2 separate regions of the Homo sapiens genome follow, and region 1 is linked to region 2. The links are chromatin loops, found by intact Hi-C in ENCODE. Cell type or tissue: CD4-positive, alpha-beta T cell. All regions are shown on one strand. Each heading gives the region's core, and the rest is flanking DNA. Links, peaks and the distances in the headings are about the cores only. Region 1 has its middle 15 kb from the start of LINC01348. Region 2 has its middle 48 kb from the start of LINC02971.

Evidence for each region. Peaks named below come from ENCODE experiments on the same cell type or tissue, not always from the same donor. Only the 100,000 strongest peaks of a DNase experiment are listed, where the experiment ranks them.
Region 1: a loop joins it to region 2, with 2.0 times the contacts of the local background. A loop is called at or near these places in 2 of 110 quality-filtered maps.

Annotation. Positions count from the first base shown.
Region 1 is chr1:235,046,774-235,061,987 of GRCh38, forward strand. No RefSeq gene overlaps it. Among named protein-coding and RNA genes, the nearest start is that of LINC01348, 15 kb to the right of the region's middle. RefSeq lists enhancers at 606-655, 1,369-1,663, 4,221-4,290, 8,485-8,984. In CD4-positive, alpha-beta T cell, for the core only: no CTCF peak of the experiment used is centred there; a DNase peak (open chromatin) is centred at 5,758.
Region 2 is chr1:234,901,654-234,916,867 of GRCh38, forward strand. It overlaps the pseudogene RN7SL668P. Among named protein-coding and RNA genes, the nearest start is that of LINC02971, 48 kb to the right of the region's middle. RefSeq lists enhancers at 11,321-12,066, 12,067-12,811. In CD4-positive, alpha-beta T cell, for the core only: no CTCF peak of the experiment used is centred there; a DNase peak (open chromatin) is centred at 10,288; H3K27ac peaks cover 805 bases.

The DNA.
Region 1 (15,214 bases), core at 2,300-10,299, 140 kb after region 2:
AGCCTCCCAAGTAGTTGGGATTACAGGCATGTGCCACCACACCCAGCTAATATTGTATTTTAGTAGAGATGGAGTTTCACCATGTTGATCACGCTGGTCTCGAAATCCTGACCTTAGGTGATCCACAAGCCTCAGCCTCCCAAAGTGCTGGGATTTTGGGCATGAGCCACCACACCTGGTCCTGCCTGGTTTTTTTAAATAAATTTTTGTGTGTGTGGACTGGGCACAGTGGCTCAAGGCTGTAATCTCAGCACTTTGGGAGGCAGAGGCAGGCTGATCACTTGAGGTCAGGAGTTCAAGACCAGCCTGGCCAACATGGCAAAACCCCATCTCCACTAAAAGTACAAAAATTAGCTGGGCATGGTGGCGTATGCCTGTAATCCCAGCTACTCAGGAGGCTGAGGTAAGAGGATTGCTTGAACCCAGGAGGTGGAGGTTGCAGTGAGCTGAGATCGCACCGCTGTACTCCAGCCTGGGCAACAGAGTGAGACTCCGTCTCAAAAATAATAATATTTATTTTTGTAATGACATGGGGTCTCACTATGTTGCTGATCTTGAACTCTCGGCCTCAAGTGATCCTCCCTCCTCAGCTTCCCGAAGTGCTGGGTTTACAGGAGTGAGCCACCATGTCTGGCCCTGCCTGCTTTGATGCCAGAACCAGGAGCATGCAGTGGGTTGGGGTTGGCCTCCCTCCCAGAGCTTGCGGGGGCAAGCCACACAAGAGGGTCAGAACCAGCTGAAGCCACACAGAGAGGTAACCAGCATGAGGTCTGCTAGGGGCCTGACCTATAAGACCACCTGGAGGGGCAGAAACCCTAGCAGCAAAAAGCTCGAGGTAAACCCAAGGGACCAAAGCAAAGAGTCTCAAATGATCACCAATAAGAGACTCCAGGAAGTGCAGACCCACATGGGAGCCCCGGCAGGAGAGAGGGCAGCTTTCAACCACAGCCAGACCCAAAGGATGCACAGCAAGCTGCCCATGCACCTACTCGGGTGAGAGCTGTCCTGGGCCCTAAAACCCCTCACCCAGCTCCAACCTTGGGAGAAGGGGCACAAGGAGCCACAGGAAAGGACAGAAGCCAGCCTCATCCCTTTCCCATGCAGACTTCCAGCCCTAAGCAGCCTCAGCTGGAGCAAGAAGAATGGTTTGAAGTTTTGACTAATATCTTGGCCTGGACATTGAAATTCCAAATGGAGACTGGTTTTTTTTGTTTGTTTTGTTTTGTTTTGTTTTGTTTCCATTTAAAGCAACCATCAGACAGACTATTTCCTAAGAGGAGCAGAAAAGTCCAAGCCTGCCAGGGTCTGGGAACATGAATCCGGCTGAATAAACTTCAGAGGGGCAGCACAGGACAAAAGCTAAAGTCGCCTTCCAATTGCATTGCAAGCTGTGCTCGTTCCACACACCGGTTGCACACAGGCTGGTGAAAACATCTTCAGTGGAACTGAGAGGAGCCAAGTTCCCGTGAAAGGAAAACATGCAAATCTGTTTTCAGTATCACTTTTAAGCTTCCTGAGTGGAGTCTTTGGCCTGGAATGACTCGCATTGACGTCAGCCCGAGGCAGCCATATCGCAGCAGCTGCCATCCCTTCCTCACCCGCGGCCTCCGGGGCAGAAGACACACTGGTTTTGTTTCATGGGAGATTAAAAACAGTTGCTGCTGTATCCATAATTCACAACCCCTGTGATCACCGGGGCCAGGAATACTGAGCAAAAAGCACAAGGCGTCCACATTAAAACCAAGGGCAGCCGGGCGCAGTGGCTCACCCCTGTAATCCCAGCACTTTGGGAGGCCAAGGCGGGCGGATCGCCTGAAGTCAGGAGTTCAAGACTGGCCTGGTCAACATGACGAAAACCCTGCCTCTACTAAAAATACAAAAAAATTAGCTGGGCGTGGTGGCTCATGTCTTTAGTCCCAGCTACTTGGGAGGCTGAAACACAAGAATCGCTTGAACCCAGGAAGCGGAGGTTGCAGTGAGCCGACATCATGCCATTGCACTCTGGCTTAGGTGACAGAGTGAGACTCTGTCTCCAAAAAAAAAAAAAAAAAAAAAAAAACACCAGGCCTGGTGCGGTGGCTCATGCCTGTAATCCCAGCATTTTGGGAGGCCGAGGCAGGCAGATCACCTGAGATCAGGAGTTCAAGACCAGCTTGGCCAACATGGCAAAACCTATCTCTACTAAAAGTACAAAAATTAGCTGGGCGTGGTGGTGGTGGGTGCCTATAATTCCAGCTACTCAGGAGGCTGAGGCAGGAGAATCGCTTGAACCCAGGAGGCGGAGGTTGCAGTGAGCCAAGATCGCGCCACTACACTCCAGCCTGGGCGACAAGAGCGAGACTCTGTCTGAAAAAAAAAAAAAAACAAGGGGAGACCCATAAAAAAGATGCCAGAGATGGGGATCATGGTCAGCTGGGACCCCGCCCAGGGCACTACACGCTTGCTGGTTCTCCTGAGCCTCAAGGCGATGGGATCTACACCACACATCTGAGGCTCTGATAAACTGCTGGAAACATGGGCTTATGCATGATGCTGCTTTGTTTTACGGCACTCTGTGAGGGAGACAGGGCAGGTACCCCACAGCCCGGAATGGACTCCTCTTGCCTCTGGTCTCCTACCAGAGCAGCAGTCCCCCAGGAGGAGAAAACAAGCTCCTTCCCAGGGCTGCACTGGGGCTGGTGGCAATGGTGGCAGTGTCGATGGTCATGTGGCCTGCCTTGCACTGGTGGCCAGGACCCTGACTCTACTTTGAATCTTCTGGTTCCTTCCAGCATCCAGGACAAGGCCCTGGCAGTAAAGCCCAGCTCCACACGGCTCCTGCAGCATGGAGCTGGTTCTCCTCCAAAAGTCCTGAGAGATGTATCATTTATCAAGCTGGTAGATAATTCTGCCCCTTTCTGTAGTGCCTCTCAGACATATCCCATAGGTAATTGTTGCTTGAAGCCTCTATTAAAATGTGAGGCGACAGAAGCCAGTAGACTGTGTATCCCTTTCCTTCGTTTACTCTCAGGTTAAAATGGTCTTTCTGACTAAGCCAGTGATTGGGGCATAAGGGAAGGAATGTGAGTGTGGGGAAAGGGAGGTGGGGGAGAGGGCTGGTGTGCACTGCTGCACTCCCTGTGGTTTTGAGATCCTTCAAATAGAAGCTGTGAATATGTGGCTGGGTGCAGCGGCTCATGCCTGTAATCCCAGCGCTTTGGGAGGCCGAGGCGGGCGGATCACTTGAGGTCAGCAGTTCAAGACCAGACTGGCCAACATGGTGAAACCCTGTCTCTACTAAAAGTACAAAAATTAGGTGTGGTGGCGGGTGCTTGTGATCCCAGCTACTCGGGAGGCCGAGGCAGGAGATTTGCTTAAACCCAGGAGACGGTGTTGCAGTCAGCCGAGATCACACCACTGCATTCCAGCCTGGGCAACAGAGCGAGAGACTTTGTCTCAAAAAAAAAAAAAAAAAAAGCCAGGTACAGTAGCTCACGCCTGCAATCCTAGCACTTTAGGAGGCCAAGGCGAGTGGATCACCTGAGGTCAGGAATTCGAGACCAGCCTGGCCAACGTGGCGAAACTCCGTCTCTAGTAAAAATACAAAAATTAGGCTGGGCGCGGTGGCTCATGCCTGTAATCCCAGCACTTTGGGAGTCCGAGGCGGGCGGATCACGAGGTCAGGAGATCGAGACCATCCTGGCTAACACGGTGAAACCCCGTCTCTACTAAAAATACAAAAAAAAATTAGCCAGGCACAGTGGCGGGCGCCTGTAGTCCCAGCTATTCTGGAGGCTGAGGCAGGAGAATGGCGTGAACCTGGGAGGTAGAGCTTGCAGTGAGCCGAGATCGCGCCACTGCACTCCAGCCTGGGCGACAGAGTAAGACTCCGTCTCTAAAAAAAAAAAAATATATTAGCTGGACGTGTTGGCATGCACCTGTAATCCCAGCTACTCAGGAGGCTGAGGCAGGAGAATGGCCTGAACCCAGGGGGGCGGAGGCTGCAGTGAGCCTAGATCATGCCATTGCACTCCAGTCTGGGCGACAAGAGTGAAACTCCATCTTAAAAAAAATAAAAAAATAGAAGCTGTAAACATATGGCTGTGCCTCAGGACTGCCCGGCTTCAGCACTGCTCTGAAGTCAGGGCCGGCAGAGAGCAGAGCTTACTACCAGAGGACGTGAGTGTGAATCCTGCAGCTGGCTGCACCACTTGTCTGAGCGGGACACCAAGCCCAGCTCTGGCTACTGCCACTGCTTCTCCCTAGGGGCCTGCCCCAAGCCCCACTCCTGGGCTGAGGTCTGGCCCCTCCCCTCCCCTTGCTAATCATAGTGCCCTGTCATAGGTGATGTCATTTCCCAGTACACTGAGAAACGCGAGGGTGGGAGCTTTGGCCTGTCCAAATCCCAGCACCCATCACATAAAATGCAAAATGAAACACACCAACCACAGATAAAGTCCAGATGGTATTCTTATTGCTGGCATTGCAATATCAGTAAGTATCAGCAAGTAACGATCATTCCCCACACCTCCCTTTCTTGGGTCTAAGGAAAACTTGTAAGGTTGTGTGGATCCACGTCGAGGACTGTCTGCTTGGAGGTGGGAGACTCTTCTGGGGAAAGGCAGATGGTGAAGAAAAACAAGAGCTGTTTTGCTGTTGTTGCTTTTAATCAATCTTTTATTCACAGCTACAAACTTTAATCAATTATGGATAAAACACAAAAGCTTTTTGAAATGCTGATAAAGGAACCCATACCGAGAGACCAAATAAAATCCGAGTGCTGAGCTGGCCATGGGCTTGGCAGGTCAGCAGCACATGGAGGCACAGAGATGGTGGCACCAACAGAAAGGAATGTGGGAAAATTTTGTCCCCCAGATAATATGAATAGAACAGTAAAATGAGGTTCAGGGTTGAAATGGCAAAGCCAACGTTGCTGTCATTCTCTTGGGTCCCTTCCATGTGCTGGGCTACGATTATAAATGGGGCATGCTGGCTGCATGCCAGGGGCTCCTGGCCTCCAGGAGACAGACACTGTCACACCAGGCTGAGCAAGTGCCATAAAGTCAGGGATTGCTTGGGGCCAGGAGTTAAAGACCAGCCTGGGCAACACAGCAAGATGCCATTTCTACAAAAAAAAAAAATAATAAATAATAATTATATATATATATATATATATATATATTTTTTAGCCAGGCGTTGCAGTGCACGCCTGTAGTCCTAGCTACTTGGGCAGCTGAGGTGGGAGGATGGCTTGAGTCCAAGAGTTCGAGGCTGCAGTGAGCAATGATCAAGCCAATGCACTCCAGCCTGGGTGACAGAGCAAGACAAGACCCCGTCAATCAATCAATCAGTAATAAAACAGGCCACTGGCCAGATTTGGCCTACAAGGCAGTAGTTTGCCTGCCCCTGGTTCAGATTAGAAAATATAGAGTTGAAATCCACTAGCATAGTCCCTCCAAGTCCTGCTTTTCTTCCCCCTTCCTATTCCACATGCCTGGATATTTTGTCATATCCAGTGATTCCAAGACATTGCTAAATGATCTGAAGATTACAGTGAGCTTGCCTTCATCTAAGCTCAAGAGACTGCAGTGCATAAAGATAATTTGTTCAACAGAGTGAGAACTGCTTTGCCAGGAGCGCTGAGTGTTTTAGTAATCAATCAATCAATCAGTCAGAGAAGAACTCATTAGGCGCATGGTGCTGTTCCACACTGGAGATGTGCAGAGCGTTGAGGCTGGATCCTCACAAGTGTTGAGGCTGGATCCTGGCACGTGGGTTGGTGAGAAATTCCTACTTCCCTATTGCCCGGGTACTCATTGCAGTTTCACACAGTTTTAGTTGTGTATAATCCTTGAGAGTCACATTTTCCATTTCTTAACCTATACAATGAAGAAATTCAACTAAATGGCAATGTGATTTTGTGTGTGCACCAGGGGACTTCTCAGCGAGGGCTTCTTGGAGATGTCTTGAAGGCGGCCATGTGCCATGTACGAGGACTGGCCTCAGGGCAGGCTGAGCCATGGGGGAGGGCTCTTAACTTGAGCCCCAGAGATGGAGGCTGTAGTGAGCCATCATCTCGCCACTGCACTCTAGCTGGACAACGGAGCAAAACGCCATCTCAAGAAAACAAAAGTATTCATTGTTTATATGAAATTCAATTCAAATTTAGCTGAGCATCTTGCCTGTTTATTTGCTAAATCTGGTAGCTCTCTAGGGAGAGAAGCAAGTTCACATTTGAGTGTCTGGACCTCCCAGCAACATACTAGTTGGTTCCTACAACCTGTGCGTGGGCATCAGTGCATGGAAATGGCGACAGGGAGAGATAATAAAACAGAAATAGAGGAGGGTAAGTAATTGAAGCCTCAGTATTTTTGCTGTCATTGCAAGAAGAAGGAAATGCTCTGACATATGGTGTAGATGAAGAGTTGAAAACTCAATGTCAGCCAGGCGCAGTGGCTCACGCCTGTAATCCCAACACTCTGGGAGACTGAGGTGGGTGGATCACCTGAGGTCAGGAGTTTGAGACCAGCCTGGCCAACATGGTGAAACCCCGTATCTACTAAAAATACAAAAATTATCCGGGCGTGGTGGCAGGCGCCTATAATCCCATCTGCTCAGGAGACTGAGGCAGGAGAATCGCTTGAACCCAGGAGGCGGAGGTTGCAGTGAGCCGAGATTGTGCCACTGCAGTCCAACCTGGGTGACAGAGTGAGACTGTCTCAAAAAAGAAAGAACAATGCCACAAGGACCTGGACAAGGAGTAAAAGTAAGTCAAGTGGAATGGATATAGCCACAGGGAACAGTGGGGACATGGGACACTGCGGGGGGTGCATGCCCCGCCTAAGAGGTCTGCTGGTACCTCGCTCCAGCTCACTCTGCCATGTGATCTTCAGGGCTCAGTGTGGAAGAGCTGATTCTCCTCAGGTTGACAGTCCTGGTAACCTCAACTGTGGATAGTGAGGCTGATTTCAGAAAGAGTTTTGGAGAGCCCGCAGAGTTCATGAGTAAAGCTGAATATAGTCCCAGCCTCAGCAAATGAAGGCTCCTTCAGCACTAAACCAACTACAAGCTTCACCTGGAAGCAGCACTGCCAGATAAACACAAGACACCCAGTTAAATGTGAACTTCAGATAAACAATGAATACCCTTTCTGTATAAATACATCCCAAATATTGCATGGAACATATACCCAAAAAATATATATTTGTTGGCCAGGCATGGTGGCTCACACCCATAATCCCAGCACTTTGGGAGGCCAACGTGGGAGGATTGCTGAAGCCAGGGGTTTGAGACCAGCCTGGGCAACATAGTGAGACCCCATCTCTACAGAAATAAAATAATTAGCTGGGCATGGTGGTGCACACCTGGTAGTTCTAGCTACTTGGGAGGCTGAGGTGGGAGGATAACTTGAGCCCAAGAGATGGAGTCTGCAGTGCACTCTGATCCTGCCATTGAACTCTAGCCTAGACAACAGAGTGAGACTCTGTCTCAAAAAAAAAAAAAGTATTCATTGTTTACATGAAATTCTATTCCAATTTAACTAAACGTCTTGCCCTTTTATTTGCTAAATCTGGTAGCTCTCTAGAGAGAGAAGCAAATTCACATTTGAGTGTCTGGACCTCCCAGTAACATGCTAGGTGATTCCTATGTACTCTCCTTGATGCCAAAAGATGGATGTTCTAGAACCGTCTTGGCCCCTCACCAGTTGTATGTTCCCTGTCCCTCTGAGCCTCGGTTTCCTCATCTCTTAGGTGGACATGGGAATTCCTATCTCACAGGATTGTCACAAGGATGAAATGGAGTAAATGTAACGGCATATCGTACGGTGTCTGAGACAAAGCAGACACGCAACACATGTTTGCTGCTGAGTGAAATTCCTCACCCTCAGAATGACGCTTTGTTCTCTCACTGAACCTGTCAGGACCCGTCCAGGCTGAGACCAGGGGAGCGTGTCACTCCCACAGTGGCAGGCAACATCATGTGGTCTTCAGGGCCTTCAGGGGGAGCGAGCGAGGAACACAGGAGCTGTGCTCCTGGTGAACCATCCAGATAACAGTTCAGAGGAGAATGAGGGCCCTGGCTTTCTGTTCTTTGGGGTTGGAAGCCACGAGTACAGAAGACTCCTTTTCCATTTGGGCTTTGCCACCATTCTTCAGCAGCATGGCAACTGCTGCCAGCAGCACAAGGATGGTTTCTAATGCACCCAGAGAGTTCTTTGAGGGGCTCGAAGAGACCGAGGACCAGCTTCAGCCACCTTCCCCCCTCCGGCCTGAAGCCTCTCGAAAGCCAGGCCTGAACACGGAACAGCTGGGAAGCCTTCGAGCATTCCAAAGAAGAAATGGAACTTGGGGCATGAAGAGCTTCATTTTATCTGCTTCCTTCCCTGGATGCCTGAAGGGTGACACAGGAGGTGCCTGCCAGCGCCGCATGCTGGTCCGCCTGCAGACGGCCCTGTCCACGCACACACAGACACGTCCCAAATATTGCAGGAAGATCTCTTGAGGGAGCTCATTTAACTCGGCTTCCCTTGGAAATAAAAGTGACTGAATTCTTTCACTAGGGCTGCCATAACAAAGTGCCACAGCCTGGGTGGCTTCAACAACAGAAACGCCTTGTCGCCCAGTTCTGGAGGCAGGAATTTGAGATCGAGGTGCCAGCAGGTTGGTTCCTTCCGAGGCTGTGAAGGATGGATCTGTTCCAGGCCCCTCCTCGGCGTGCAGGTCTACACGTTCACATGAAGTTCTCCCTTCACAGCCGCCTGTGGCCAAATGTCCCCTTCCTATAAGGACACCCATCACGTTGGATTAGGACCTACCCTCACGACCTCATTGTAACTTAGTTACCTCTTTAAAGACCCCATCTCCAGGCCAGGTGCGGTGGCTCACGTCTGTAATCTCAGCACTTTGGGAGGTCGAGGAGGGTGCATCACTTGAGGTCAGGAGTTTGAGACCAGCCTGGCCAACATGGCAAAACCCCATCTCTACTAAAAATACAAAAATTAGCCAGGCATGGTGGCATGCGCCTGTAACCCCAGCTACTCAGGAGGCTGAGGCAGGAGAATCACTTGAACCCAGGAGACAGAGGTTGCCGTGAGCTGAGATCACACCACTGCACTCCAGCCTGGGAGACAGAGTGAGACTCCGTCTCAAAAATATACATATATAAATAAAATAAAATAAAATAAAAATAAAGATCCCATCTCCAAACAGGGTCACGTTTTTAGGTACAGGGGATTAAGACTTCAACATATGAATTGGGAGTGGAGGGGGACAGAATTCAACCCACATCAGTTAACTTATTGGAAAGAATAAAGTCCATTAATCCAAAAGTCTGCTGTGGTAGATATCACAAATATTCCTCTTCTACATGGATGAATCTCAAAATAATTATGCTGAGTGAAAGAAGCCAGACCAAAAGAGAACATGCTGTGTGATTCCATTTATATCAAATTCTAGAAAATGCAAACTAATCTATACAGCAGCAGAAAGCAGATCAGTGTTTGTCTGGGGATTGAGGAGTACGGATGTCACAGGTGTGGAGATGGCAAAGGATCCCAAAGAAACTTCCAGCAGTGATGGAATATTCATTATTGTGATTGTGGGGGTGGTGGTTTCATGGGCATATGTGTGTGTCAAGCTTATCAAACTGTAGACTTTAAATATGCATATTTTATTATGCATCAATTAAAATTTCATAAAGAGTTAGGGGTTTTTTAAGAATAAATATGGCCAGATGTGGTGACTCAGGCCTATAATTCCAGCCCTTTGGGAGTCCAAGACAGGAGGCTTGCTTGAGGTCAGAAATTTGAGACATAGTTGGTCCAAGTGTTGTAGGTTATTGTTAAGCTGATTTAACATTGTCTCCCAAAATAACCACACCTGACTAGCTATTAAAAAAACAGTTTAAGACCAGGCTGGGCAACACAGCAAGACCCCATCTCTATTAAAATATTGTATAAAAATTAGTCAGGCATGGCGGTGTGCACCTGTAGACCTAGCTACACAAGAGGCTGAGATGGGAGGATCACTTGAGCCCAGGAGTTCGAGGCTGCAGTTAGTTATGATCAAGCCACTGCACTCCAGCCCCTGGACAGCAAAGTGAGACCCTGTCTCAAAAAATAAATAAATAAACGAACAAATATTCCACTTCTTCTTCCCTTCTGTTCTTTTGTTGGGCATGTGGTAGGCATGTACTTACTTCCCTGTTCCCTTCAAAGTAAGGTGTGGCCGTGAGACAAGTCTTGGCCATGAGATGCTGGCAGAAGTGATAGGTGTCACTCACAGGTGGATGTGTTAAGAGCCAGTGTGTGATTCAGCACTTTCCCTTTAGTGCCATCCCTGCAATCATGGAAGGATGAGTCAAGATGGAACCTCCAACCACCTGGGTCCCTGCCATGACCAGCGCCGCCTGCTGACCTGCGCTAGATGTACATCACCAGTAAAAAAAACCCTTTGCTTTTTTAAGCCACTGAGATTTGGGGCTTGCTTATTACTGCAGCATAACCTAAGCTCTGCGGACAGTCACCTACAAGTGTGAGAGTCTGTCATTCAGCTGTGGCCCCGCTGGAATCAGGCAGGAGACGGAAGCCACACAACTAGAGGGTGAACCTAACTAACCACCCAGACTCCTCCCCTCCCCAAAGCCTTGCTATACTCTGGTCCTTTTTGCAACACAGTAATATGCATAAAGGGGTACACACTTGCTTTTCTGTGTAAAAATGGCCCCCAAAAGAAAGCTAGCTGCTGGTGGTGGCAGTGGAAGTGAGAAGGAAGGCAAGCAGTCCAGCAAGCTCTGAAGGTCAGAAGCGGGTTGTGTAGCCGGAGGCAGAGGTTGCAGTGAGCCAAGACCACGCCACTGCACTTCAACCTGGTGACAGAGTGAGACGCCGTCTAAAAAAAAAAAAAAAAAAGAAGCGGGTTGTGTAAATGACATTGGTCCTGTATTCGCACATCATGGCATGGAAACCGTGTCTCACAGCTGCCAGTTTTGTCTTCCTACATTGTTGGAGGGGGTCATATGCTACAGAGGTGGTCTTGAATTTGAGGAGTCACCAAAGCATCAGAATTTCTATGATGCCTATTTAGCAAAATGCATTTCAAACACAGGTGATCTTCCTGCACAAAGAGGCAGACTGTAATGAAGAGAAGACACGAGGCTTGCTTCGTGCCACCTGGGGAGAGTGTGGAGCCATGGTGCTTGGTTTCAGCAACTCCGCCAGCTTTCTCTGGGCCCCCTGGCAGACCCTGAGCCTTCCTGGCCCCTGAGGTCTATCCATCAAGCTGGCTTACATGGCCTCTGAGGTCCTCTTCAGCTTGAGGTCCTGTGATCATTCAGGGCTGGGCATCTCATCTCCCGCCCATGCCTTGGTGCTTCCTACATACAGGACATTCTATGACACACTTTATGTAATTCTGAGTTATTCCTCACAGCAAGCCTAGGAGGGATATGCTATTATAATCCTGGTTTTACTCCTCATGAGGAAACTGAGGCTTGACAAAGTCAAGTAATTTGCCCAAAGCCACATACCCTTACAAGACAGAGCCAGAAATGCAGTCCTGATTTTCAGAGCGTGTGCTGCTGCTTCTCAAGCACATGCTCAGATCACTCCACATTCTTTCTCATGGATTTTTTTTTTCATTTTATCTTTGCCTTTTGTTAGTAGTACGAAAAAATTACGGTTTATTGTGGGTTGTCTGGATGATACCCTCATAACCAGGAATTGCCCTTCCATGTTGGAACCAGCACCTCCATTTGTGCTCACAATCCGGCTCTAAGGGGTCTCCTAATGAAACTGCATTTAACATTTTTTTTTTGGGGGGGGATGGAGTCTCGCTCTGTCTCCCAGGCTGGAATGCAGTGGCGCAATCTCAGCTCACTGCAACCTCCGCCTCCCAGGTTCAAGCGATTCTCCTGCCTCAGCCTCCTGAGTAGCTGGGATTACAAGCACCTGCCACCATGCCCGGCTAATTTTTGTATTTTTAATAGAGACAGGGTTTCACCATGTTGGCCAGGCTGATTTTTAAAATACTTTATAAAAAAAAGAAAGAGAGAGAGAAGGAAGGAAGGAGAGAGAGAAAGAGAAAGAAAGAAAGAAGAAAGAGAAAGAAAGAAAAGAAAGAAAGAAGAAAGAAAGATAGAAAGAGAGAGAGAAAGAGGAAAGAAAGAGGAAAGAAAGGAAGGAAGGAGAAGGAAGGGAGGGAGGAAGGAAGGAAGAAAGGAGAAAGAGAAAAAAAGGAAAGAAGGAAAGAAGGCAGGCAGGCAGTGGAGACAGTTATCCCCATCCCCCACCCCCCAGAAATAGAAACATTTAAGAGCTCCAAGTTTTTAAGAATTATTTTAATACACTTTTCCTGCGAAACTCAATTCAAGGCAGCTTCAAGGTAAAAATGCTTATATTTGGCATCTGTCCTTGTATTTTTAGGCACCTTGATGCATTCACACTCACTACGCTCACACCCAGAAGACCCCCAAGAAATCCGCTTCTTTGTGCAGATAAAGGAAATGCAAACTGGTCATTCTGGAAACCAGGGTCAATTCTAGATTTCTAGAAGCCTGGCTGTGGGCCTCAAGGCCCTTCATGAAAGCAAGGGCCTCAGATTGACCCTTTCCAAGCATCCCCTACCAGGAGGGGAAGGGCACAGATTCTCAAGGGACCGTGGTGCATGCAGGTAAACCGAAACCTCTAGGCTGGCACGTGGCACCACTGCCCTGGGAGACAAGCCATCCCCGCTCTCTGTCTGGATGGCCTGGTCAATGCAGTGTAGATCATGGATGTGATTTCTCTCACTGATATTCGGGGGATACAATTTAAAATGTATCCAAGTATCTGATGGAAATAAGAGGGAGCTACAGAAAATGACTCAAGCTGAGGACATATAGGAAGGAATCGGTTCAGGTGTAAGGAAGGATTTCTGGGGAACTTTCTTCCTTGTGTTCATCCCTCCCTCTTTACATAAGGTCTTGAGTCACGAGCACCTTGTGTTAGATGCTGGGCTACAAAATGATCAAAACAGAAGGCCTGCCCACTGAGAATACACACTTCCCTGGGCCACATCCACCCTCCAAAGTAATCCCACCATAACAGGGCAGCTGTCATCATGGAAGGACTGCCCACGTGCAGAGGGGCCCAAGAAAGTGGTCTTGTCCTCAAAGCAACTTGAGATGAGGATCCTGTGTCATCCAACAGCTACAGCTTAGGCAGATGAATAGCGGCTTCCCTGGGCCCAGGCAGTCCTCCAATTCATAAAAGCAAACAGGCCTGGGGCAGTGGCTCACGCCTGTAATCCCAGCACTTTGGGAGGCCTAGGCAGGCGGATCACAAGGTCAGGAGTTTGAGACCAGCCTGGCCAACATGGTGAAACCCCGTCTGTACTAAAAAAAATACAAAAATTAGCCGGGCATGGTAGCATGCGCCTGTAATCCCAGCTACTCAGGAGGTTGAGGCAGGAGAATTGCTTGAACCCGGGAGGCGGAGGTTGCTGTGAGCTGAGATCACGCCACTGCACTCCAGCCTGGGAGACAGAGCAAGACTCCATCTCAAATAAAAAGGAAGGAAGGAAGGAAGGAAGGAAGGAAGGAAGGAAGGAAGGAAGGAAACAGAATAGTAGGTTGCCAGCTGGACTGGTTCTAGAGGTTGGAGAGGCCAAGTTCCTCCCATGACAAATCAGGAAACTGAGGACACACTTTCACGGCCAGTTCTCCAGCAATGTCCACTAGCATCCCAGGCTCTCTATCTACCTAAACAAAGTCGATTCCCCCTGCCTAGCAATTTAATGTATGAGGGTTTTTTTTTTTATGGTAATGAGTTGGAACTGAATACACACTAAAATGCAGCGCAAATCACTGCGATGAGAGCTGAAAAATGCTAATCTCTCTCCAACATCTTCAGTGCCATTCTCCTGAAACTACCTGCTCCAGCAAGGTTCCCGTGGGTTAATTATTGCTGCAGAGGAAATTGCACTGATTTGCATCTGCTTTCATCGGCTGGAACCAGCGCATGTCAGTCCTGCAGGAACAGACCTGGGTTAACCTGTTGGCTGCTTCAGGCAAGAGGGACACCGAGTTGCAGGCTGCCTCTCCACCCCGCCAGTGCTGTTTCCCAGCCTCAGGGCACCTGCAGAGATACCAATCTGGTTACCTGTTCACCTGTACTTTGTGCATCTGATACTCCCAGAGCCTGCCCACCTGCTCTTTGCAATGCAGCAGCAGCAAATCCCAGGCCCCAAGCTCAAGGCCTGGGATTTAATTTGCCCTATTTGAAAGGTCCCATTCCTACCTGGTGAGCTCATCAATAACTATCAAAGCCACCTTTCTTCCCCTCCAAGAACCAGCCTTTCTACAGTGACTGGCTCCAAATGCAATTTCAAAATCTGGCTGGCTCCTGCAGAAGCCAGCACAGCCTCCCAGATGGGAGTAGGCCATCTCTGAAGGCGGGGCGAGTTACAAAACAGAATCCCCATGCACTAAGAGAAAGAAGAGAGAGATTGCTATAGAGGACTGGCCTCTGGGGCTCTGAAGACCTAAGTCCTCTGTTCTCAGATTGCATGGGACTTGAAAGCTCCTGGCTGTTGGTCTCCTGTGTGTGTAACAGGGTACCTTCTCTTTCTCAGAAAAGGAAAAGTCTGTAATCCATGCATTGATATGCAAATGTATGTTTACCCAGGTGAGGTGTATTGTGGGAGAAACCCCTGGGATAAGTTTCCACTCTGCACATAACCTTTATTACAGTATTCTTGTTTCACTGGGCTACTCAAAGGGTTTAAAAATAAAGTTTCACTTGCATACTACGTCTGGCCTGCAGAAATCTTTCACTGAGCCGTGTTTTAACCAAAAGCACTAATATTATTATGTTTGCATTAGCATGTGTGGGCTGTCGTTAGGTGCTTTTGATTATAATGACAGCACCAAGAGTCTTAAATCTAGGTAGCACCTGTTCTGAATGATCCTCTGATGATATTGAATATAAGCAAAATAAGTATTTCATATTATTGATGACAGATTGGATGTGACTGCATTTTCTCTATGAAAGATGCTGAGCAACTCTGCATCAATAACTGTGTGGAGGACTCCAGGATTTGGTTCATACAGGAACTCCTTTAATAGTGCTTAGCTTACAAGCTCTCCAGGTTGGGGATGGAGCCTCAGTTAGATTGATACAGTTTGCAGAGTGCCTGGCTTAGTCGATGTTCAATAACATTTGGGGCAGGAGGGAGTGAATAAAGGTATACATGGGTGA
Region 2 (15,214 bases), core at 2,475-10,474:
TTCCCTCGGATACCATGAATGAACAGATTCTTGCATAACGAATAATCGTTTCCCAGTGGAGCGGTTCACCCATTTCCCCACCTCTCTTCCTGCTCTGATTCCTGTTCCTGGAGATACTGAAGAAGTAACATGGTATTTGCAACAATGGTACAAGGTAGCAGAGGAATATCGTGCAACGTTTAACAATTCCTGTTATTCTTAAGCCAGTATCTACGTCGATCTACATGCACCCATGCATGATGTAAAACAGAGCTTCTTTAGGTTGGCAACTGGATGGAAATTGAATGCTAGAAATGTGAAGTATGACTTACAAAAGTATTTAATAAGATTTTGTTTCATTTACAGAAAATCAAATTTAAAAGTCAGTTTTATTTCAAGAATTTTTATTTACCATTTTGACACTTATTAATTATAATTTGTAATTTTGCGTTTGACTTTTCATGTTAATGTTACAAGAAAAAATAACTTCTTTGAAAATAGATATGAGAAAATGCCTCTTTGATGTTTTCACATGTATTTTCTCATTTTTGATGAAAATATATTCAAATTTTGCATACTTTAAATACATTTACATTTTTAAAATCCTTTAGCTCATTGCTATCAATAGAACAAAATTATGTAAAAATGTTCATTGTAATGACAGAATCTGTGATCACGATGAAATTAAGGCAAAAAAATTAAGGAAGTAAATATATGATCGTTATAAATTATGAGTCTTTATTTTGTTAGTCATTCAAACAAAACAAAAGAATATTTAAACCTGTATGGCAATAATTGATTCAGTCGTTTTTTATATCTGCTAACTTTGGATCATGTAAAAACTATAGCTTTACCTAATTTTTCAATTTTGTCTTTATGCATATTTTTGAAGTATGAGAACAAACTGTATTTTTTCTAACTCTTTGTAAGCTTGATTGATATTTCTGTATATTTGGGCAAACGAGGGACTTTCTCTGCACTCCTGCCCTGGGCTCTGCATATGTTAGAGGTAGACCCTTCAGTATGAAGAGGATGAGGCCACACACACACAAACATGGAGGGCAGGCAGTATCCGTTTTCCTTTAAGTAACCACCTTTAGATGACTTCAGAACACCTTCAGCTTTTGTTTACAGAAATTTCGTTTGGCCTTTGTAGGAACTTTTCTCACAAGTCTTGCGTACCCAGCACGTAGCTCGGTGCCTGACACAGGAGCCATTCAATCAGCATTTGTTGACCTTCTGCACCTGACAAGCCACCCCGGGTGCTGTAGCTTCCACTCTTCTATTCATTACACATGAGAAGAGAATATGAAACCTCAACAGATTGTGACTGAAGTCTAGATGGTTTCATCAACAGCTGTACATCCCCCAAAAGGAGATACTGAATTGGATTTCACTCATAGGTCACAATTCGACACAACTGTAAACTGTCACCATCACCCTCAAACACAGGGGTGCCATCACTCCAGAAACAGGGGCCTGAAAAATCTTATTATTATATCCCTTAGGTGGCATGCATCACAGGGCACCAAAGTCCCCCCTTCCTTTGTTTCTGGAAGAAAAAGGACCGCCATGGGAACCGAGCTGCTGTATCTGTGAGTGCTTCACAGCAAGAGAAAGTGAAGAGGTGTGTGGGGTAGCAGAAGGCAGTATGACAACCCAGGCTGGGGAACAACAGCTGAGCTTCACATCACAAGGGGATGCATTTTCAGCCAGCCACACACACACCCCCCAGGATGCCAGGTTGCAAAACACTCAAATTCATCTGGAAGCAATAGCACCACCAAAGATCATTTTCACCAAGTAATGAAACAGGTCAGACCACCTTTTTCTTATCTACACATAACAGATTCATTTCTCCCAAACAGTAGGTATAGTATTGTCTTTGCCCCTGGGGTTAGTTCTTCTCAACCTTTTACACAAAATGGCACAGGTATAAAATAATATTTCTGTGGCACGCAGGGGTAAATGGGAGGCTGCTGTTCAAAGCAGGTGATTGGCCCAGGACTTCTGGCTGCTGCTGGCCCCAAGGAGGTGGGAGTCACAGAATTTTGGCACAGCTGAAATGCATTTGGCACAGGCCTCAGTCCATCCATTGGGAAGCCTTGCTACAAGACGATGCCTTTCCTAATACAGTTCCAGAAAGTAGATGGAAGGGGTCCTTTATAATCGTAGATGCACCACTCACCAAGGGAAGGGGCTGAAGAAAGACCTGCCATACATTGTGTGAAGTGGCTCTGCCTTCAATTTCATGGCCAAAGCACAGTCCTGCCCACTTGAAGAAATAGGATCTACCTTAGGAAGATGAGAGAGGTCCTTGGAGGCTTTACTCCTGATTTCCTCTTCTCGTACCCACTTTCCCACCAGGGAAGAGCTCCCTGCCCTACTTCGGGATCTTGACTTCCCTGGTGGGCTCCTCAGATTCTCCCCTCACTCAAACAGAGAGGGCCACCCAGCAGTGATGTTCCCTGCTCCTTTGGCAGAGCTTCCAGCCGCCTAAGATGCTGCCTCAACAGCATTTACATGTTTAGGCTTTCATCTCTAAGGAATTTTTCCGGGCATGGGGGTGCATGCCTGTAATCCCAGCTATTCTGGAGGCTGAAGCAGGAAGATCGCTTGAGCCCGGGAGTTCTGGGCTGCGGTGCGCTGTGCTGATCAGGTGTCCACACTAGGTTCAGCATCACTAAGGTGACCTCCTGGGAGCCAGGGACCACCAGCTTGTCTAAGGTGGGTGAACAGACCCCGCCCGGGTCGGAAACGGAACAGGTCAAAACTCCCATGTCCATCAATAAGGGGATCGTGCCTGTGAATAGCCACTGTACTCCAGGCTGGGCAACATAGCGAGGCCCCATGTCTAAAAAACAGAATAAAATATTTTTCTAGGAATCACAGTATCAGTAAGTAGGAAGCTCCTTGCTGCTGCTGGAAATGGGATTGCGTATGACATTGGTAGGATTAATAAGGTGGGTGCTCCTGAAATCACTCAAAGCCTTCTAGCATGACCCCAAAGGTGACCGATTTGCAAATGTTGATTAAATTGTTCCTCCAAGCAAATCTGGTGAGGATAAAATTAAAAGAATGCCTGAAAAGCATTTTTTAAATTTTGATTAAAAGTCCGTGGCACACAGCGAATCGGACACCCAGAGCAGAACATTTAACAACCTCTGCATGCCACAAAACTATTCACGTAAAGATCACATAATAATCAGTCATGGCCATTACTTTCTTGATGTTTTCTTTATCTTTAAAATCAACAATTAAAAATTTGGAAAGAAAAATAAATGCCAGCGTTGAAAATACTATTCAGACACAGAAAAATATTTTACGTATGAACTAAAATTTGTACTCACCAAACAAAAATATTACACCTTGCAATTCACACTCTGCTTCACTGTGTTAAATTTTTAACATAAACAAAATCTTCAAGCAGTGATGCAGACTGACGGAATTGAAGTAGTTTAAGTTTATATTTTTGTCTTCACAATTACAAACTATCATTCCTCCTTCTGAATCCACAGAAATTTTTATCTGTCTTTTGAAAAATATTCTGTTCATGTACAAAGCATATGTGTGTATGTATGTCTACCCGCATATACATGCACACACATCACCTTTTAAAATATTGTTAAATGTTCGGCAGGTTTCTAACTTCATTTAACACTATATATTGGAGATTGTACCATAGGTACTCTATTATAGTATATATCAGTTTGTATAAATCTACCTTATTTTTGTTGGCAATTGAATCATATTCTATTAAATTGATATACCATTTTGTAAAGGAATGTGTTGTACCCAGGGATGGAAGACATAAACTACACCCACAGTCAGAATTAATGCTTCCAGTTCATTACAAATTCACTCCCAAAATGAAACATAGTTCTGGATACATGTGTTGGGAGAATCAACCCGCATACCTGAATGTTCTCCAAATTACTTCCCGTTACTTTCCGCAGAGAATACAATTCCTTATTAAAGAAGACATTTAGAAACTGCTAAGACACCTCCCTATTTTATTACAGCTCAACAGTAACTGTATCAATTGTTCAGAATTTAGAGCATAACTTTTTGCACAAGATGACTTTTATCACAGGTATTATCTAACACTGCTTGTGTTTGGTGATAATAAAAAGTAGACTCAATATTTGGTTGATTTTACGCTTGTTTTAAAATTATCTGCAGAAAATGCATCCTGTTATTGCCTGCTCCAGGGAAGACCACTCCCCCGGCTCTGGCTTAGTGCATCCCTGCTAAACATTGTATCACTCCTTGTCTAAAATACAAGCTCTAAGGCTGCCTTCAATCAGCTCCCTGTTTTGAAATGAGATAAACAAATGGTGGAGAGCTTTGTTCTGTAACAAATCCTAATCTTTTTCTCTACTCTAGCACCAGCCAGTTGGCATAAAGGTTATAGACGATGGAAGGCAAAAGAGAAAATCATGTCAATAACTTTTTTTTTTTAAATGGAGTCTTGCTCTGTTGCCCAGGCTGGAGTGCAGTGGTGGTCTCAGTTCACTGCAACCTCTGCCTCCCGGGTTCAAGCGATTCTCCTGCCTCAGCATCTCGAGTAGATGGGACTACAGGCGCATGCCACCACGCCCAGCTAAATTTTTTTTTGTATTTTTAGTAGAGACGGTGTTTCACCGTGTTAGCCAAGATGGTCTCAATCTCCTGACCTCGTGATCCACCTGCCTCAGCCTCCCAAAGTGCTAGGATTACAGGCGTGAGCCACCTTGCCCAGCCAATAACTTCCAAACTCTTACCCCAGTGTCCAGCACCAGGACGGTGGCCACGTACATGCCCCCTACCAGGCCAAGAACTTTGTGTTAATAATTTCATTTAATCCTGTGAACCCTGGGAAGGAGATGGAAAAGTATTAGCATGCCCAATTTTCAGGTGAGAAAATGAAGGCTCAGAGAGATGAAGTGAATTACCCACAGCCTCACAGCTAGTGAGGGACGGAATCCTGATTTACACCCAGCCCACTTAGCTCTGAACCTCCAGCCCAGACCACTCAGGGAAGTAGGTGAAGAGTTAAATCCCTAACAGTCTAGAATGAATACGGTGATAAGTTTCTTAGATGTTCTCCCTTACTTGAAAGATAAGAGCAGCAAAATGGTACTAAGACCCTGGCAAGAAAGGTGGTTTTTGTTTCTCTCTTCATGCCGCCCAGCATGAAGACTGAATGCAGAAAGAGGAAGAGGACCATGACAAGGGCCACTTTACTGCAGTCACTGAGGCACTCGGGGGGGGGCATTTCACGTGCATCCTTGTCACACACATTGTCTAGCACCTGGCGTGCACCAAGTACCACTCCAGGTGCCACAGCAGAAACCTTCTCCTCCTATTCTATATCCTCCTATTCTGCATGGAGCCAGTCAAGGAAAATGTCACTATAAGGAAATATTGTCACTCTAAGGAAACATGTCACCCAGCCTGTGTCTTAAAGAACTAGCATTCTGTGTGGAAAAACATCTGGTTGATTCTACAAGCTGGGAAGACAAGAAGGAACATCATCCAACCACATGCTTCCTCCCTGAGAATTCATTTTCCAGCAAAGGATACACTTGGCCTTGGGGTTCGCCAGCCTGGTGGCCTGGGTGTGGGTCCTGACCTAACCATTATATTTCTTCAGCTGTTTTCTCCCAGAATCACAGCCATCTCCAGAAAGGCTGGCCGCTTCCTAAGTACAGAACCATACATTTCCAAAGTCCTCTGGTGGGATCAGGCACTCAGATTCCCAGACCAGCACTGTGACCACTGTTTCCATTGCTCCCTGGACACCCGTATATTCCAGCGTTTGAAACTTTGAGCTTTGGAACATCAGACCTGTTTCTCATCTTAAAGAAAAAGTTACATAGGAAAAATGAAACCATTGCCCTGAGAAATGCAGGAAAAAAACAAAAACAAACAAACAAAAAAACACCTTGAGCCTGAGAAGGTAGGAAGAAACAAAGCTAAGATTCAAACCGAAGTCTTCTAGCTCCACAACTCCTGTTTTTTCTAACTGTTTCTTTTCCTGCATAGCATCTTCTTGATCAATTTCTCAACTACTGATAAACCCATGTCACAGGCTTCAATGGCACTGTCCCAGCTGATGTGAAAATCTGTTGGTCTGGTATTTCATGGCCTTCTTTAAAAAAAAAGAGAGGGAGAGCCGGTCTCGACAGAGACCTCGGTAGATGCCAGACTCTGTGCTGGGTGCTTTCTACGCCTTGTCTCCTTTAAGTTTCATGAGAGCCTCATGAGGTCAGGACTATTATTTGGTTCTATTTGGGGGGGTTGCTAGAATTCGGAAATTGCCTTTGCTTTTTTCTGGGTGCCAAATCACTGAACCGCTGAACAGGACTCTGGTAATGCTAGTATCTGGAGCTAATGAGTAACTTTATCACAGAATGCCTGAGCAGCTGGAATAAGTGCTGGGAGGAGACACAGGTCCCGGCCCAGGAAAAACTCTTGTGGTTGGCAAATAATGCAGGATCTTTATGGTGGAAGATTTAATTTCCCTGTATGTGTTTTTTCTTACTTAAAAAAAAAAAAAAAAAAAAAACTTTCAGCACTTAATGCCCCATCACAGCAGCACAGTATGCGTGTCGTGCTAACATCTGGAAATACTTAGTGGTATTACAAACAGTTAAGGAGTTCACCCAGATAATCACATACAAATTGGACTCTAACCCAGATTCATAGTAGTGCGTATCAAGAGTGAAAGAGCATTAAGTTCCTGACTGCAATCTTCTCCTCTAGAGCTGAAACAGACATCGTTAGTTCAGGTTCCTGAGCCTGAAACAGGCTTGGAGGTCCTGGGTCTGTTTCCTGCTGGTAGACTCAATGGAATCCAGCAGAAATGAGGCCACAGGAGCCCAGGCTAGGCAGGGCCCTGGATGAGACAAGGTGTGACCCAGACAGACTGGAGGAAACTCAGTCTAGGGTATGAGAGCAAATGTGGGTCTATAGGCAGGGGATAGAGGGGAAGCAAGGGGTCAGGACCAATGGACAGCACCAAGCACTAGGGCTCAGGGCCAGACCATCAGCAAGAGCTCGGTGGCTGGGTCATCAGAAGCACAGCAAGCCACAGTCAGGACACAGGCCGGGAACACGATGCTAAGGTTAAGGCCCTTCCTGGCAGGTGCTTATGGAGGGGGGCTGTTAAACCCACCGAATGCAGACCCAAGTGGGGCTGGATGTGCACACACAGTCCCCTGCCACTCGCCGCTGCCTGCTGGGCCTTCTCCACTGTGGCTGTTACGTGTCTCCTCCCAGCACCCTCCGAGGCCGCCTTCTCCTATATTTCCAAAGCCAGTCTGTGTGTGCAGGCCCCTTGCCTCCAGAGGCTCCAGCTTCATCTCAAGAATCATTCGCTCTCTGTTCCAGTTCACCCCAATGCACCTCGCCTCCCATTTCTATTGCGAACAGAGCTCTCAGAGCCTTTCAGGGACTCCTGTGGCCATCACCAAACTGTTGGCCAAAGAACACAAAGGCAAACGAAGTACAAAGCCCCCTCCTCTTCCAGCCCTCTCGGCCCCCCACCCCACCCTAACTTGACAGTTGCTCTCTAGTGTCACAGAGTCTTCTATTTGCAGAAAGAATGCTAGGAGGATACACTGGGCTACTGGATATATACCCATGCAATCCCTTAACTACAAAACTAACCTCCTTTTCTTCCACAAACCTCCTTATAGGTTTATTCCAGACTCAGCAATTAACACCACTGTCCACTCAAAGCTAGAAACCCAAGGGCTACCCCAAACTCCTCCTCCCTCACTTCTCCCCATATCCAAACAAATACCAAGTCCAGTGATTTTTTTAATTCTAAAAACTTCTCACAGTTGTGCCCTCCTATCTACCTGGGCTCCACCATGACTCACATACCTGTGACAATAGCCTCTAAGTTGGACTTCTGGCCTCTAAGTGCTTCCAGGACAATCTTTCTAAAATATGAATTTTATAGTGAGCTTCCCTTCCTTGGAAGCCTTCACTGATCTCCTATGGGAGATGGATGGCATTTGCTCCTCATCAGAAATCCAAGACCCTGGGAGATATCAGTCCTTTATCTCCTCCAGCCTCCTCTTTCTCCCTGGTTCAGATCAGAGGGATTTAACCAGGACTGTGAATAGGCTGCAAAGTCCATCAAGATCTACCAAGATCATGTGCACAATGCCGGGCATATGTGTGCCAGAAATGGAGAGACTCCCAGTAGCTTTCAAATGTCTCTCAAGAGTCCATGGCCCAAACACAAGGTAAGAATCCTTCATATGGCATTCCTCCACAAGCTAGGCCCTGCTATCAGAAGTTTTCAAACATTTCACCATGAGCCACAGTAAGAAATAGATTATCCTGGTTTTGTTTTTGTTTTTGTTTTTAGGAGACAGGGTCTCACGCTGTCACCCAAGCTGGAGTACAGTTGTGCAATCATAGTTCACTGCAGCCTCAAACCCCTGGGCTCAGGCGATCCTTTCACCTCAGCCTCTCGAATAGCGAGGACTGCAGGCAGGCATCACCATGCCCAGCTAATTTTTTAATTTTTTGTAGAGATGGGGTCTTGCTATGTAGCCCAGGCTGGTCTTGAACTCCTGGCCTCAAGCAATCCTCCTGCCTCAGCCTCCCAAAATGTTGGGATTATAGGTGTGAGCCACCACACTTGGGCAGAAACAGATTATCTTTACACATAAGACAGAACGAAATTTTCACAAAAGAGTCCTTATTCTTACTACATTGGATATACTCTGACCTCTACTATTCTAGCTATTTTTTTAATGCTGACTGTGACCCATTAAACTGATTTTACAACCCACCCACCAGTGGATTCCAACCTGCAGTTTGCAACGGAGGTCTTGATATTGTATTGTCTTTATGATTCTCGGTTATTTTGTGTGCTCTTGATTATTTTTGGCCTCACAACCAGATTATAAGTTGCAACTGGATTGTAAGTTCCTTAAGGGCAGGGACCATGATTTATACATGTTCGATATTGCTTGTAGGACATAGTAGCCACATTAGAAATATTTTGATTCACTGAAACAAGAAAACATCTGGAAGAAAATGTGGGAAAGTCCTGAAACAAAGGCTTCTTGGGACAGAACTTGCCAGCTATTTCATGCATGGAGATGTAAAAATAATTATTTGATGAATGAGTATTCACTGGTTTGTACCTGTGGATGCAACAGGGTAGAGTCTGTGTGGTGGTGGCTCAGTGCAACCACAGCTTACATGAATCTATTTCCTAGGATGGGAGATACACAGGCCGGTGTAGTAGGAAATACATGGGGCTATGAATAGCTCAGCAAAAGCAAAAGATGTACTGTTTCATGTATTTTTTAGCTACAGGAGAAAAAAAATCATTATTGAAATAAAGATGCTGCTTTAAGAGCTAGAACCAGAAATACCATTTGACCCAGTAACCCCATTGCTGGGTATATACCCAGGGGAATAGAAATAATTCTGTTACAAAGATGCATGCACATGTATGTTCACTGCAGCATTATTCACAGTAGCAAAGACACAGAATCAACCCAAATGCCCATCGATAATAGACTGGATAAAGAAAATGTGGTACATATACACCGTGGAATATTGTGCAGCCATAAAAAAGAATGAGATCATATCCTTTGCAGGGACATGGATGAAGCTGGAAGCCATTATCCTCAGCAAACTACCGCAGGGACAGAAAAACCAAACACCACATGTTCTCACTTATGAGTGAGAGCTGAACAATGGGATCACATGGACATGGGGAGGGAAACGGCACACACTGGGGCCTGTTTGGGGGTAGAGTGGGGTGGAGGGAAAGTATTAGAAAGGATAGCTAATGCATGCTGAGCTTAATACCTAGGTGACGAGTTGATGGGTACAGCAAACCACCATGGCACATGTTTACCTATATAACAAACCTGCACTTACTGCACATGTATCTTGGAACTTAAAACTGAAAAAAAGAAAAAAACAAAGATGCTGCTTTGTAGATGACACCACAAGGTAAGGAAGTAACTTTTTTTATTATTAAATCTATCAATCGGTCTATAAGAATTTGTTGCTCTCTGCTGTTGGTGCTATACCAGGCACAGGATTTGGGGACTGTGTGCCTCCTCCTCTCCAGAGCATAAGAAACCAGTAGACATGAAAAAAGTAACAGATCTAAATGATGAAGGGTTAAACTGGTGGTGTGAACTCAAAGGGAAACGTTCAGGAAAGGAGACCTCACACTCTAAGGTGAATTCTTTATTCTAACCCAAAGCTAAAGTGCTAATATTGTCTTGGCATAAACAATACCACAGGAAACCAGGGGCTGGGCCAGCTAGAGGGCCTTTGTCAAGCACTGTGGCTGCTTCTAAGGGTAGAGAGGCTGCCCCGGGCTGGCTTGTGTGTGGAAGGCGGAGGGCTGCCCCGGGCTGCCTTGTGTGTGGAAGGCGGAGGAGACACTGTTTGGGATGTCGCTCTGCCCTCCACCCATCACAGCCCTCAAAGCCCCCACCTTTGACGGGGAGCGTCTTCCCTTTCCTGCACAAATGCCACTGACAGTGTTAATGGACTAGGCTGCTCCTCCTCTTGACTGTCCCACCCCAACCCCCCAATCCCATCATACACAGACCAGAAGGCACATTCTATCCACCACCTCGTTCTCCTCATCTCCAAAGTGAGAAAACAATTTCTGCCTTTTGTGGTTGTTGTCAGAGGGTGAACTGAGACCTGTGTCTTCAGGACCTAGAGCATAGTATGCACAAAATTAATGGTGGTTGCTAATGATTTTATTTTATTCCCTTCGTTGAAGGACTTGTATCACATTCCTGTGTTTGCCTCTCTGACCTGCCAAAGAGCATAAGGGCTCAGAGGGAAGGAGATACAGCTAAAAAAAATAAAATAAAATAAGCCCTTCTATGGTTTGAGTGTTTGTCCCCTGCAAAACTCATATTGGAATGTAAGCCCAGTGTGGCAGTGTTGAGAGGTGGGGCCTTTAAGTGGTGATTGGGTCATGAAAGCTCTGCCCTCATGAATGAATTGATCTATTCATGGATTAATAGATTAGTGGGTTATTGGGTTATCATGGGAGTAAAACTGGTAGCTTTTTAAGAACAGGAAGAGAGACCTGAGCTAGTACGTTCAGCCCCTTACCATGTGATGCCCTGCACACGTCATCCTCTGCAGAGAGTTCCCAGCAGCAAGAAGGCCCTCACCAGATGCGGCCCCTCCACCTGGGACTTCCAAGCCTCCATAACTATAAGAAACAAATTCCTTTTTTTAAAAAAAAGGAATGTATTACCCAAATTCAGGTATTCTGATATAAGCAACAGAAAATGGACTAAGACAAGCCCCAACCCTGCCAATGCCCAGCACAATGCCCAACACACTTGTGCATGCCAGCTCCCAGGCAACAGTGGCAATGGCCGGAATAAAAATAGCCCAGGCCCCCAGGATTTGAGTAAACAGCAGCATTTCATTTTTCAAGTGGAATTTGGCTGAGGCAACGGCACATTGCACCTCCTTTACCAAACGACATTCGCTTCTCCCACACCTCACCTCACCCAACCCCTCGCTGACCACTTGGAATTTAGGGTGATTCACCTGGGCCCCAAAGCCATCACCCCCCCACAGAGGGCAGCAAAGGGACAAGCGGCAGGGAGGATCCTTTGTTCATATCTCCCTGGATGTGCTCTCCAGAGGCAAACTCACTCTCTACGAACTCGAGTCCAAAAGCATGAGAACAGGAGGAAATGTTCGGCTGGGCATTTCTTAATCAAACAAAATAAACTCGGCTACAAGTAGCTTCGAATCTGCCCTCTGGGAGCAGTTCTCTGCCTTTGACACTCTCCCTGGAGACCCATGCTTTGGAAAGGAGATTTAAGATTCCCACCGTAGAGTAAATGCACTCTTCAATTGCAATGCAGCAAAAATGGCCACATATCGGCCATGATAAACCCGTGGCCATATAAACACAGGCTTCTCTCTCTTCTCACCATGGCCTTTGAATCATAATAAACTTCCCTTGGGTTTTGGGTAGTTGTGTTTTTGTTGCATTTAGTTTTTTTCCAATGTATTTAAATGCCAACCACTCCCTCCTCGTTCATATTTGCATTATGGACAAGCTCGTGCCTTTCAGTACAAATAATCCGATGGCAACACGTGGCTACCAACTTGCCCCGTTTCTAGGAAAAGCTGAAGCTGATCATCCTCACCTCCTTGGTGTGAGAACACAGGACCGGGGGGCCTCCGATCTCCTCCTGCCCATTCTGCATATGAAAGAGGGAGTGAGAAGGAAGCCGCAGGGCCTTCTCCAAAACACAGCGGGGCACTGCTTGCAGGTGGCCCGCCAAAGCCGTTCTGTTGTTCCTCCATGGCAGCAGCATTTCTACCTGGGCATACGGCCTTCCAGAATAAACACCACCTTCTCAGCCTCCTTTGCCACCAGATGTGGCCATGTAGTAAGGGCTAGGGAGCAGCAAGTAAGCTGAAGTGCCCTGTGGCTGCACTTGGCGTTTCTTCTTTGTCCCCTCTTCCTTCCTGCTGCCTGAAATGTGGGTGCCGCCATCTCCGACCACGAGGATGAGGAATGGCTTTGTAGACAGGTACTTTAACAAGGACAGAGCTGAGGATCTAGGGAATCTGGGCCCCTGAGGACTTGGTGGATCACTTCCCTCTGGACTTGGTTTATGTGGGAGAAATAAACTCCCATCTTGTTTAAGCCATACTTACATTGATTGGCCCTTTTGTACCTTGGAATTGAGGACACCCCCCACCTCCCCCACTTTGCCTCCTTTAGGGGTTTCCAGGCCAGACTGTCCCCGAGTAGTGATCGGCCTATGGAATTGAGGGTCCCACCACCACCCTCACCTTGCCTCCTTCCAACAATTCTGTCCCAAAACAAAGTCGCCACTGAAGATGGTTAGATTTGGGCAGGTCTAATCCACTAGATCCTGCCTACAAAGCCATTCCTCAACATGAGAACCAAAAAGCACCAGTCATCGCCCAAGCAGCCTTAAGATGGTGTTCAGAAAAGCAGAGCCAGCGGTCCATCCTTTCATTTCTCACTTATTTTATGAGTGAGGACTCTGCACCAGGCACTGGACTAGATCCTGGAGATACAGCTGTAAACAGGACAGACTGGGCCCTGACCTCCCGGGGAAGGCTCACAATTCCACAGAGAACCAGGAGCTGCAATAAGATGAAGGATGCATGATCAGGGCAGCGTGAGGTACGGTGGGTGCATGGCTGGGGCTCTGCCTGGCCAGGGAGCGTGTCCTTTGACGTGTGAGCTGAGACTTGAAGGGAACTTACAAAGATGTCCACTCATCCTGCATTTATCAGACTCATTCTCACTGGAGGACAAATGGCTAGGACCGGCTAAGGGAGAAATATGTACAAGAGCTGGGAGGCAGAGGTGGAGGGGCTCACAGGAGGGGCTCGCTAAGGCTTATGCATCGCCACTCTCCGCTGGGTCACCATGCCATCAGCCACAGCTGGCCTGGCATCACCTCTGGCTTCCATGCATCCTCGTCTTCAGCTTCAGGTGCACCTGCACCTGGGTCAGTCCAAGTGCTGGATCGGGTGTGGGTGCAGCTCTGTAGTGGGGGGCACCAATGTGGTGAGGACAGAGATGGCCACTGTGTCCTCATAGGCTCCACTTTCCCTCTTCTCTCCTCCCCACAACTCACCCTGCTGACCTACAGTAGAGACCTCAGGCCAAACACCTGGATCAAAGGCAACAGCCCTCCACAGGTGTCTTCACCTGCTCCCCTGGGTGGTCCCAAGCAAACACTTGCCTCTGATCCCCACACAGTGTCCTCCCAGATTTGACTTCCCAGCTTCTCCCATGATGGGGCAAGCCTGCATCCCTCTAATCAATCTCTCATTCCTTTAGCTTCATAAGCATTCTGCTTTTCTCTGTCAGAGTCTAACTGATCCAAACATCAATGCGGTGACATTTCAAGAAAGCCTATAGTGTTGTTCCAGATTACAGGACATATAAATATAGTGAATAACATTGGGACCTTTGGTGAAATGTGAATCTGGCCTTTATGTTAGACAACAATATTGGGTGTGGTAAACATATTGTGGTTATGTAAGAGAAAGTCCTTATTCCTAGGAGTTGCTAAAGTATTTAAGGGTGAAGAGCCATAATGTCTACATCTTAATCTCAAACTATTCAGCAAAAAACAGGAATAATATCTATACCTAGAGGGAGAGAAAGCAAAATGCTCATTTATAAATTCACAGGAAAGATATACTATGCTTGCAACTTTTCCAAGGTATGAATTATTTCCCAAAAAAAAAACAAAGAATACAATGGAAAGATGAAAAAGCGTAAGGAGAATGGGAGGTAGACAGAAGCAGGCTGGGAGGAGGTGCTGAAGAGAAGAGCTTGGAACTCCTGAGTCGCCGAGGCTGATCACTCTTGGGGGACAGTCTAGCCTGGACACTCCTAAAGGCTGGGGGAAAGAGCCACACGGTGTCCTCTGGCTCTGGGCCTCAGCCTCCCCACATGTCAACAGCCACCTTCCTAACTTTGTTTGCCCTGCTATTTATAGAGCGATCACTTTTCTACATAAAGCCCCGAAATAGAAGTGTTGAAAGAGCAGCTGGTGCCTCACGGGAACCTAATAAAACGTCTGTTTCCAAACAGGCCTGCTTCTCTCTGTCATAAATATTCTGTAGTTCTTGCACTCTCATTCTGTAATAGCAGGCACATTTGCATAAAAACAGGATTCAGTTTATTAAGAATTTATCCCTTCCCTGCTGTTTACTGCCTGCCTGAAGATTCCCAGGGTCGCACATGACGTGACCCGGGGTAGGGTCACACCTGACTTTAGCCCACAGATGAGGGGTACCCCACAAAAAGAGAGAGTGAATGGGCCGGGCGAGGTAGCTCACACTTATAATCCCAGCAGTTTGGGAGGCTGAGGCGGATGGATCACCTGAGGTCAGGAGTTCAAGACCAGCCTGGTCAACGTGGTGAAACCCCATCTCTACTGAAGATACAAAAATGAGCTGGGCATGGTGGTGGTGAGCGCCTGTAATCCCAGCTACTCAGGAGGCTGAGGCAGGAGAATCACTTGAACCTGGGAGGTGGAGGTTGCAGTGAGCTAAGACGTGCCACTGCACCCCAGCCTGGGCAACGCAGCAAGACTCTGTCTCTAAAAAAAAGACAGAATGAAGGCATAAAGAAGGGTGTGGACATCCGTGGGCTTCTATTCCTCTACTACAGCAAAAAAAAAAAAAAAAAGAAAGAAAAAAAGAAAAGAAA